2 separate regions of the Homo sapiens genome follow, and region 2 is linked to region 1. Evidence: chromatin loops called from intact Hi-C (ENCODE). Cell type or tissue: CD4-positive, alpha-beta T cell. All regions are shown on one strand. Links, peaks and the distances in the headings refer to the core of each region. The heading gives the core; the rest is flanking DNA. Region 1 overlaps CDK19 (cyclin dependent kinase 19). Region 2 overlaps SLC16A10 (solute carrier family 16 member 10).

Region 1 (4,396 bases), core at 242-4,241:
ATTCACTACCTCTGTTTACTGAAAAAAACAAAGAAGTTAACTTTCCTACTGTTGTTTACTGAAAGAAACAAATGAACAACAACAGTAAACAACCTAAATGTTCAATAATAAGAAAACTGATAAGTAAATTATGGTAAATAGCCACATATTGTAGCCTCAAATATATATACTAAAATATTTTAATTACTCGAGGAAAGACTATAACGTTGTGATATAATGTAAAAGGACCACAGGCTGGGTGCAGTGGCTCACACCTGTTATCCCAGCACTTTGGGAGGCCGAGGTGGACAGATCACTTGAAGCCAGGAGTTCGAGGCCAGCCTGGACAACATGGCAAAACCCCGTCCCTACTAAAAATACAAAAATTAGCCACGTGTGGTGGTATATGCCTGTAATCCCAGCTACTCAGGAGGCTGAGGCAGGAGAATCACTTGAACCTGGGAAGCAGAAGTTGCAGTGAGCAGAGATCGTCCCACTGCACTCCAGCCTGGGCAACAGAGTGAGACTCTGTCTCAAAATAAATAAATAAATAAAATAAAATAAAATATAAAGAGATATAAATAACAGAAAATGGGCTGGGCGTGGTGGCTCACACCTGTAATGCCAGCAGTCTGGGAGGCCGAAGCAGGCAGATCACTTGATGTCTTGAGATCAGGAGTTCACGACTGGCCTGGCCAACACGATGAAACCCCGTCTCTACTAAAAATACAAAAATCAGCCGAGCGTGGTACCGCATGCCTGTAGTCCCAGCTACTCGAGAGACTAAGGCAGGACAATCGCTTGAACCCGGGAGACAGAGGTTGCAGTGAGCCAAGATCGCACCACTGCACTTCAGCCTGGGCACCAGAGTGAGACTCTGTCTCAAAAAAACAAAAAACAAACAGAAATATGCCAAAACATTAACAATAGTTATTTCTGGGTGTGAGATTATGCATAATTTATATTTCTATTTTTTCTATTTTACAAGTTTTCTTCAATGAGCATTACTCTTATAATTTAAAAACAAATACATACACACACCAGAAGACAGAACTTTCCAGAAATCCACCTACCAAAATAAGACACTATCATACTATCTCAGCTTCTTTTTACATGGTTATCTGAGAAGGGACACAGTGAAAGGAGATGGCCATACTTGTACTTTCCCCATCTCTTGGCAAAATCAGATTTTACCAACGGACTTTAATCTCTTGTCTAACAAATGTTTGTTCAACATGACATCATACAACTACAAATACGTGTAATCATACTTAAACAGCAATTAAGTAGACCATTATTTTCCTGTGTCTCATATTATATGATAACATCTTCCATGCCAGATACTCACAGCATAGTAACATGATCCCACTGGAGCCTAATGAAGAATGTTCAATGAACATGCCAATATTTTATCTGAGCTCCTTTCAAAGCATGTAAGTAGCTATTTTTAAAGTGTCCACTTTTCACTGTCCTAAATGTAAAATAATCTACAGTTAGAATTCTAAACTTTCTCTAGATCCTGACTCAATTTAGAGAGTCTGTACTAGACTAAAAATTCCAGAATCCATTCGTATTTTTATGTATACATCTTTCTTCCCTTTTCACTTTCTGTTCTCCAAGTCTATGATGCCCTCATGGGTCCCTGACTCCTTTTTCAAGGGCATTCTGAATGGAAAGATCCTCTTATACTTCAATTACTCACTTATCTCAAAGTAAATCCAATTTTCTATTCTTTTTTGATCTCTTTTAAGTAACAGTGTGATTCATTTGACCATCAATCTTTCCCCTCAGTGAGAACAGTATCACCGACTTTATTTTAGAAAGCACTGAGTATCATTTTTTAAAATGTCTTAACACCTCTTTCCCCTTCCCAAAGAACTGAAGGTAAATGAAGTAGGGTGTTTTATGGCAAATAGGAGATTTGCCTAATTCCAAAATGTTCCAATACTCCTAAAACTGTAAATTAAGAATTAGTATTTGAAAGTTGACACTTTCACACCTACGACAGGCCTTTTGGAAGCTGCTCTTTATAAACACATGAGATTCATCATAACCTTCCAGCAGGTGGCACTCATACTCTGAAAAGGGGTCTGTACAGACTAACACAGCTCTGGTTCAAGGTGGCCCTAAATCTTCTGCTTCATTTTACTTCAGTGACACTTCCTGGTTACCAGTCATAAGCTCCAGGGAGGTCAATGTTCCCCTTTGCCACCCAGTTGAAATGACAGTGAGGCAGTAAGTAAAATGCAAAAAATATAGGTTTTAGAATCAGAGGCTGAGTTTGAATCCTGTCTTACTAGCAGCAGTTAAGACATAAGGCAAGTTGCTTAACTCTTCTGAATCTCATAGAAGAATAAGATGTCTACTTACAAACATAAACAGTTTCCACAAAGAATAAATTAATATAAATAGATTAAATACACAGCACAGTGGGCCAGGCACGGTGGCTCACACCTCTAATCCTGGCACTCTGGGAGGCCAAGGCAGGTGGATCACCTGAGGTCAGGAGTTCGAGACCAGCCTGGCCAATATGGTGAAACCCAATCTCTACTAAAAATACAAAAATTAGCCAGGCATGGTGGTGGGCGCCTGTAGTCCCAGCTACTCGGGAGGCTGAGGCAGGAGAATCACTTGAACCCAGGAGGCGGAGGTTGCAGTGAGTCAAGATGGTGCCACTGCACTCCAGCCTGGGCAACAGAGCAAGACTGTCTCCAAAAAAAAAAAAAAAAAAAAAAAGTACATAGCACGATGCTTGGAACGAATTAAGCATTTGACAAATTATAGCTTTTATTATCATTTTTAACCACCACTATTTGCAAGAATGTTATGAAGAGTAAATCGGATAATCCAGGTAGAATGCCTGGCATTGTTCTTGATAAACAGTGGCTGTTGTCATTGTTGTACTTAAGTGAAAATTTCAATGCTAACCACTCCGGTTAGCTTTGACATCAGAGATACTTAGAGAGTGAGGCTGAGTTGGAAAATGCCACAGCATTTCCTTGCCAAAGTCCATGAAACACCCACTTAGTAGTTTCTATAATAATAAAATGGCTATATGAAAGTTATTTCCTTTCCCATTTTTCAACAATCTGGTTTCATTTTCTCTCTGACTTTTAAATTCTGCATGTACTTGGTCTAAGAGAGATATCTGAAACCAAGTAAGCTTTGCGATAAATAAGAAATTCACATCTCCTTGACTATGAGAGCATACCTATTCTTTTTTAGTATAAGTATTTAATCTTTTTTTTTTTTTTTTTTGGAGACAGAGTCTCACTCTGTTGCCAGGCTGGAGTACAGTGGCGTGATCTCAGCTCACTGCAACCTCCACTTCCCGGGTTGAAGTGATTCTCCTGCCTCAGCCTCCCGAGTAGCTGGGATCACAGACACATGCCACCATGTCTAGCTCATTTTTTGTATTTTTTTTTTTTTTAGTGGAGATGGGGTTTCACCTTGGCCAGGCTAGTCTCAAATTCCTGACCTCAGGTGATCCACCTGCCTCAGCCTCCCAAAGTGCCGAGAATACAGGCATGAGCCACCATGCCCAGCCTTAATCTTTTATTAACATATCCCATGAGAAAATTGGATATACTTCTTATAAATCAAGGGCACTCTGAATATACACAATTTAAATATGAAAAATGAAACAGATACAAACTAAAACAAAGAGTTTACAAAGTAAAATCTTAATTACCTGGAATTCTGAGGGGTATTCTAACTCATTTACTGATTCATTAAGTAAACTTTTGCTTGCAACCCTCCTTGTCAAAAACCTTCCTACCTTGACAGTTAAACAAAATGAAATTTGCATTTGACTCTATGTAGTCTTCTTTATTTATTTTTGTTGTTGTTGTTGATTTTGCATTGCTATAAGACCCTAGGCAGTCTTTCAGTCCCTTGGGATTTCGATAATCAACTACTAACAAATGTTTATGTCCTTCTTATTTATCCTTTTCTCTCCTTGAAATAGAATGGTGGGGTGGGGGGTGGGGAATAAGGGGTGGGGGACGTGGGTGAAACTAACCTAAAATTCCTTATTTAGATTCTGGCTTAAAAGAAAAAAGTATCGACTTATTCTCCAAATTCTGTCCCTAGTTTTCTTGTCCTTCTCCATTCCACAGTTTTTCTTAACATCTTACCCATGGACCTGAGCTTTAGCTGCTCCTTCTATGGAGAATCCCAAATCTCAATCTCTAGCCCTAATGTCACTCCTAAACTGACATCAATTTCCCAAGATGCATCATACAATACAACCAAGAGAATATCCCACTGTAACTCAAAATCCACAGATCCAAAACTGAGTATCACTTGCCCAACTTTACCTCCTAGTGTGTTTACTATACCTGCAATGATGCCAACATTTCCCAATCATCAAGGCAGGCTGAAAACCTTATCATCAGCCAGGCACAGTGGCTCACAC
Region 2 (4,396 bases), core at 283-4,282, 530 kb after region 1:
GTGGAGGAGGGGACAAGAGTTGAGATAGTCACAAAAGGCCACATACTGAATGATTCCATTTATATGAAGTGTCCAGAATAGGAATCTCTGTCTCTTTCCATAGAGAAAGAAGGTAGATTTGTGGTTGTAGGGGCTAGGGAAAGGAGGGAATGGGGAGTAACTGCTACTGTGTTTCTTTGTGGGGTAATGAAAATGTTATAAAATTAGATAGTGATGAAACTCACTGAATTGTGCACTTTAAGTGGGTGAATTTCATAGAATATGAATTATATCTCAATAAAGCTATTTTTAAAAAGGCCAGGCATGGCAGCTCATGCCCATAATATCAACACTTTAGGAGGCTGAAGCAGGAGGATCACTTGAGGCCAGTTCGAGACAATCCTGGAACCATAGTGAGACCTCATCTCTACCAAAAAAAAAAAATTGTTTTAAGTTAGCCAGGCACGGTGGCACATGCCTATAGTCTTAGCTATGCAGGAGGCTGAGGTGGGAGGACTTTGAGCCTAGGACTTTGAGATTACAGGGGAGTATGGTCATGCCACTGTACTCCAGCCTAGGTGACAGAGTGACACCATGTCTCTAAAATTTAGAGAAAAAGAGTAGAGGTCCAGGGACTAGTTGGAAACTATATTAAAGTAGTCTAGGCATCTAGGCAGGAAGAACCAAGGCAGAGATACTGAGATCAAATGGAATAAGCTAGGGACATAGAGAATGAGAATTTGATGAAGCCACTTAGGCTGGATCTGAGATTTGTGGCTCAGGTAATGGAGTAGATGATTTTGCCATCTTATCAAGATCAATATGCAGTAGATCTAAGTATGATGATGAATTGGGGTTTTTTAAATTAAAAAAAAATTTTCACCCAACCTACCTGCCCTTGCCCCAGTGATGAGTTTGTTTTTGCCATGTTGTTTGTGATGCCTGTAGGAAAGCCAAGTAGTGTTTAGAGCTCATGGAAGAGTCTGGATAAGAGGCCTGTGGGTTAAGAGGCCTGTGGGTTAGGAAGCCTGTGGGTTTGGCATTCATGGGCTGCATGAAGTAAGTGGAGGACTAAGGAGATGGAAAGGGAGTGGCCAGATAGGCAGGGGGAAAACAGGGATGAGAGTGTTTCTAGGGGCAGGAGTGGTCAGCAGTGTCAGTAGCTAGTGACAAAGAGGCTGAAAGGTTTTCATTGAATTTAGAATAGGGAGGCTATGAGTGAGCTTACAGAGAATGGTTTCTACAGGTGCAGAAAATTGATCATGATCATTTGAACAAATGGAAATATAGACAACTTTGTCCAAATGCTTGGCTGTGGAAGGAAGGTAAAGGCAAGCCACAAGGGGGGGTCTTAGGTTTTGAGGATTAAGCCTGTCTAATTATATTATACATGAGAGGCAGTATTTGAGCAGGGCCTTGAAAAAGAGGTGAAATTTGGACACAGGAAAATGATTGGAAAAGGCATTACAGATAAAGTTAACTTCCATTAATTGACTTGAAGTAATAACAGTCAACCATTTATTGAGGACTTTCATGTGCCAGACAATGAACTAAGGGCTCTACATGCATTATCTCATTGATCCTTGCCCCAGCCCTTTAAGAGAGGAGGTACCATTGTTATTTCCACTTAGAGATGTGAACACTGAGGAACTGAGAGGCTACCTCACTGTGGGTGTCTGTGTGTATAGAGGTCCAGGCAGTCACAGGACAGTCTGGTCACACAGCTAGAAGGAAGTGAAGAGAGTTGGTAATGTGCTGCTTTTAAAAATGTATTTATTGTATCATGATCACTTTGTCAGTACTTCACTGTGGACATCCTCATCTAACATTTAGTTTTGTTCTCTAGTGTCAAGGGAGCCCTCTAATGGACATTTATTGCACTACAGACTTTCAGCTTTCATACATTCAAAAATTGAGTGCCTCCTGTGCCCCAAGCACCAGCTCAGATGCTGTTAGGGTGATGCAAACAAGACAGACATGGTCCCTGAGTTCCTAAAGCAAGCCTGAGGCAGGAAGAAGCCGAATGTGTGTGGAAACCCAAGAAGATGGGGAAAGTGGCATGGGAAGGGACTGGAAAGTTAGAGTGGGTCAGATTAGACAGAGCCTTGAAAGCCAGGATGAAGAGACTTTGCTTTAAGAGTAGTGGATTTTGGCCGGGCGCAGTGGTTCACGCCTGTAACCCCAGCACTTTGAGAGGCCAAGGCTGGCGGATCACGAGGTCAGGAGATCGAAACACAGTGAAACCCCATCTCTACTATAATTACAAAAAATTAGCCAGGCTTGGTGGCACGCGTCTGTAGTCCCAGCTACTGGGGAGGCTGAGGCAGGAGAGTCGCTTGAATCTGGGAGGCAGAGGTTGCAGTGAGCCGAGATCGCACTACTGCACTCCAGCCTGGGTGACAGAGTGAGACTCCGTCTCAAAAAAAAAAAAAAAAAGTAGTGGACCTTTGTTGGAGGACGTAGGTCTGATTTTGTTTTTAAAGTCACTGTGGTTGTTCTGTGTTTGGAGGATGGATTACAGGGAGGGAAACAAGAGTGCAAGAGGGGAGGAAGACCTGTTAGGAGATCAATTCAGGGTCCAGGTGAGAGATGATGGACTATGGTGCTGTAATAGATAAAGTCATGATATATTTTATATATCAGCATTTTATTCCAAAACAATGTTTGAACGTCCTCCTACCCTAGATAGGGCAGACAGATTATCTGCAACATTTTTGGAGCACATTTTAATACCTGACTGTTTCCAGTAATTTACAAAAGAAAATATAGCCTTTCCTAACTTGTCCCATGTTGGTCTGCAGTTACACAGCAGTAAGTTAAAAGTTAGTATTGGGGGTCAAATATTTCACTTTAGATGAAAGTTTAGCCACAATCTGGCTTCTGTTAGGCCTTATCTAATTTTTGCATCCAAATGTAGAGCATCGTTTGTGGCACCCAGTAGCACATGCTGAGTCACAGGTGTGACAGCTGCATTTCAAACAAGCCTGAGAAGGAGAAAGAAAGCCCTTCAGTGTGTCCTGTGGTTGCGAGGAGCCACTCACGGACTCCACCTTGTGAACACAGCGGCACAGGACGCAACACAGGCCTAACCCATGCAGGATGCTGGACTCGTTCCCTTATTCACTACCTCCTCTCTCTCCTTTTTCATGGCTTCCTTGCCCCAACATCCCAAACACACAGTGTGGTTTTTGATTCTTGGCTCTTCTCTGCTGCAGTTGACTCCAGCTCTGCCTGTTTGTTCCTTCCTTTTTCTCCATCCCTGGCTCTCTGCCTTTTGGCCCATCCTTTAAGGCTTGGAATGCTCCTGGGCTTACCTTCTTTCCATTCATTGGTGGTGTGTTTTCTCAGACATACCTGCTCCCTGCTTTCATCTTTCAACTTCTTGGGGCTGTGACAACTCTTCCCTCTTTGTCCCCTGGAAGCCAGTTCTGAGTAGCAGCCAGGCCTAGAACACTGGTGACACAGACACACTTCATAGCCCTCCCGCATGGTCTAGTTTCAGATCATGGTAATCCCTAGTCTAGGAGGCTGCCGAGCCCAAGAGCACAGGCTCTGGAGTGAGAAGCCAGTTCACCCCAGTTCTACCACCAACTTGAGAATCAGCAGAGGGCTGTGGTGAGGATTCTTGGTGGCAGGTTATGTAAAGTGCCTAGCCCAGACTGGATGATTAATAAATCCTTGCATCTGTTATGTTTTAATATCTTATTAAATACTGAAAGCAGATCCTGATTTGGAATAGGTCTCAAGAAAGGAGACTAGGGTCTAATCCTGAATTAGAGTCTTTGCTTATAGGTAACAAAGAATTTATGAATTTATCTCACATTTTTGCTTAAGAGTTCTGAATTTAAACTTCCATCAAGGTCCTGGGTCCCAGGTGTTTTCAACCTAATAATTCTAAATATTGAGTGGTTGGTTGCAGTAGCTTATGCCTATAATCCCAGCGCTTTGGGAGGCCAAGGCAGAAGGATCCCTTGACCCCAGGAATGCAAGACCAGCCTGGGCAACATAGTGAGACCTCATCTCTACAAAAAATTAAAAAGTTAGCTGGACATGGTGGCCTACACCTGTAGTCCCAGCTACTTGGGAGATTGAGATGGGAAGATTGCTTGAGCTGGGGAGGTTGAGGCTGCAGTGAGCTGTGATCATGCCACTGCATACCAGTCTGGGTGGCAGAGTAAGACTTTGTCTCAAAAAAATAAAAAAATAAAAAAAAATGCTGAGTCAAGTCTACTGCTCCTGCCAGAAGAGATGACTGAAGTGCATTACGTAGAATAATAATGGTTAAAGAAAAGCTTTGCAAAAGTTCCCAGAATATATACTTTATTGGGACAGGAGAAGCTACGTGTGTCGTGGTATCTTTTTACTATTTTCTTAATCTTATAGGCCTGTGTTTCTAGTCACCATTAAATTACTACAG

The links. Peaks named below come from ENCODE experiments on the same cell type or tissue, not always from the same donor. Only the 100,000 strongest peaks of a DNase experiment are listed, where the experiment ranks them.
Region 2: it touches region 1 in a loop (23-fold over the local background); 6 of 110 quality-filtered maps call a loop at or near these places.

The regions. Positions count from the first base shown.
Region 1 is chr6:110,680,483-110,684,878 of GRCh38, forward strand. The region is part of intron 2 of CDK19 (cyclin dependent kinase 19); the gene reads right to left. Among named protein-coding and RNA genes, the nearest start is that of CDK19, 130 kb to the right of the region's middle. In CD4-positive, alpha-beta T cell, for the core only: CTCF peaks have their summits at 2,012 (motif pointing right) and 2,212; a DNase peak (open chromatin) is centred at 2,059.
Region 2 is chr6:111,208,625-111,213,020 of GRCh38, forward strand. All of the region lies in intron 4 of SLC16A10 (solute carrier family 16 member 10), which reads left to right. Among named protein-coding and RNA genes, the nearest start is that of SLC60A2-DT, 48 kb to the right of the region's middle. In CD4-positive, alpha-beta T cell, for the core only: CTCF peaks have their summits at 1,852 (motif pointing left) and 2,054; a DNase peak (open chromatin) is centred at 1,857.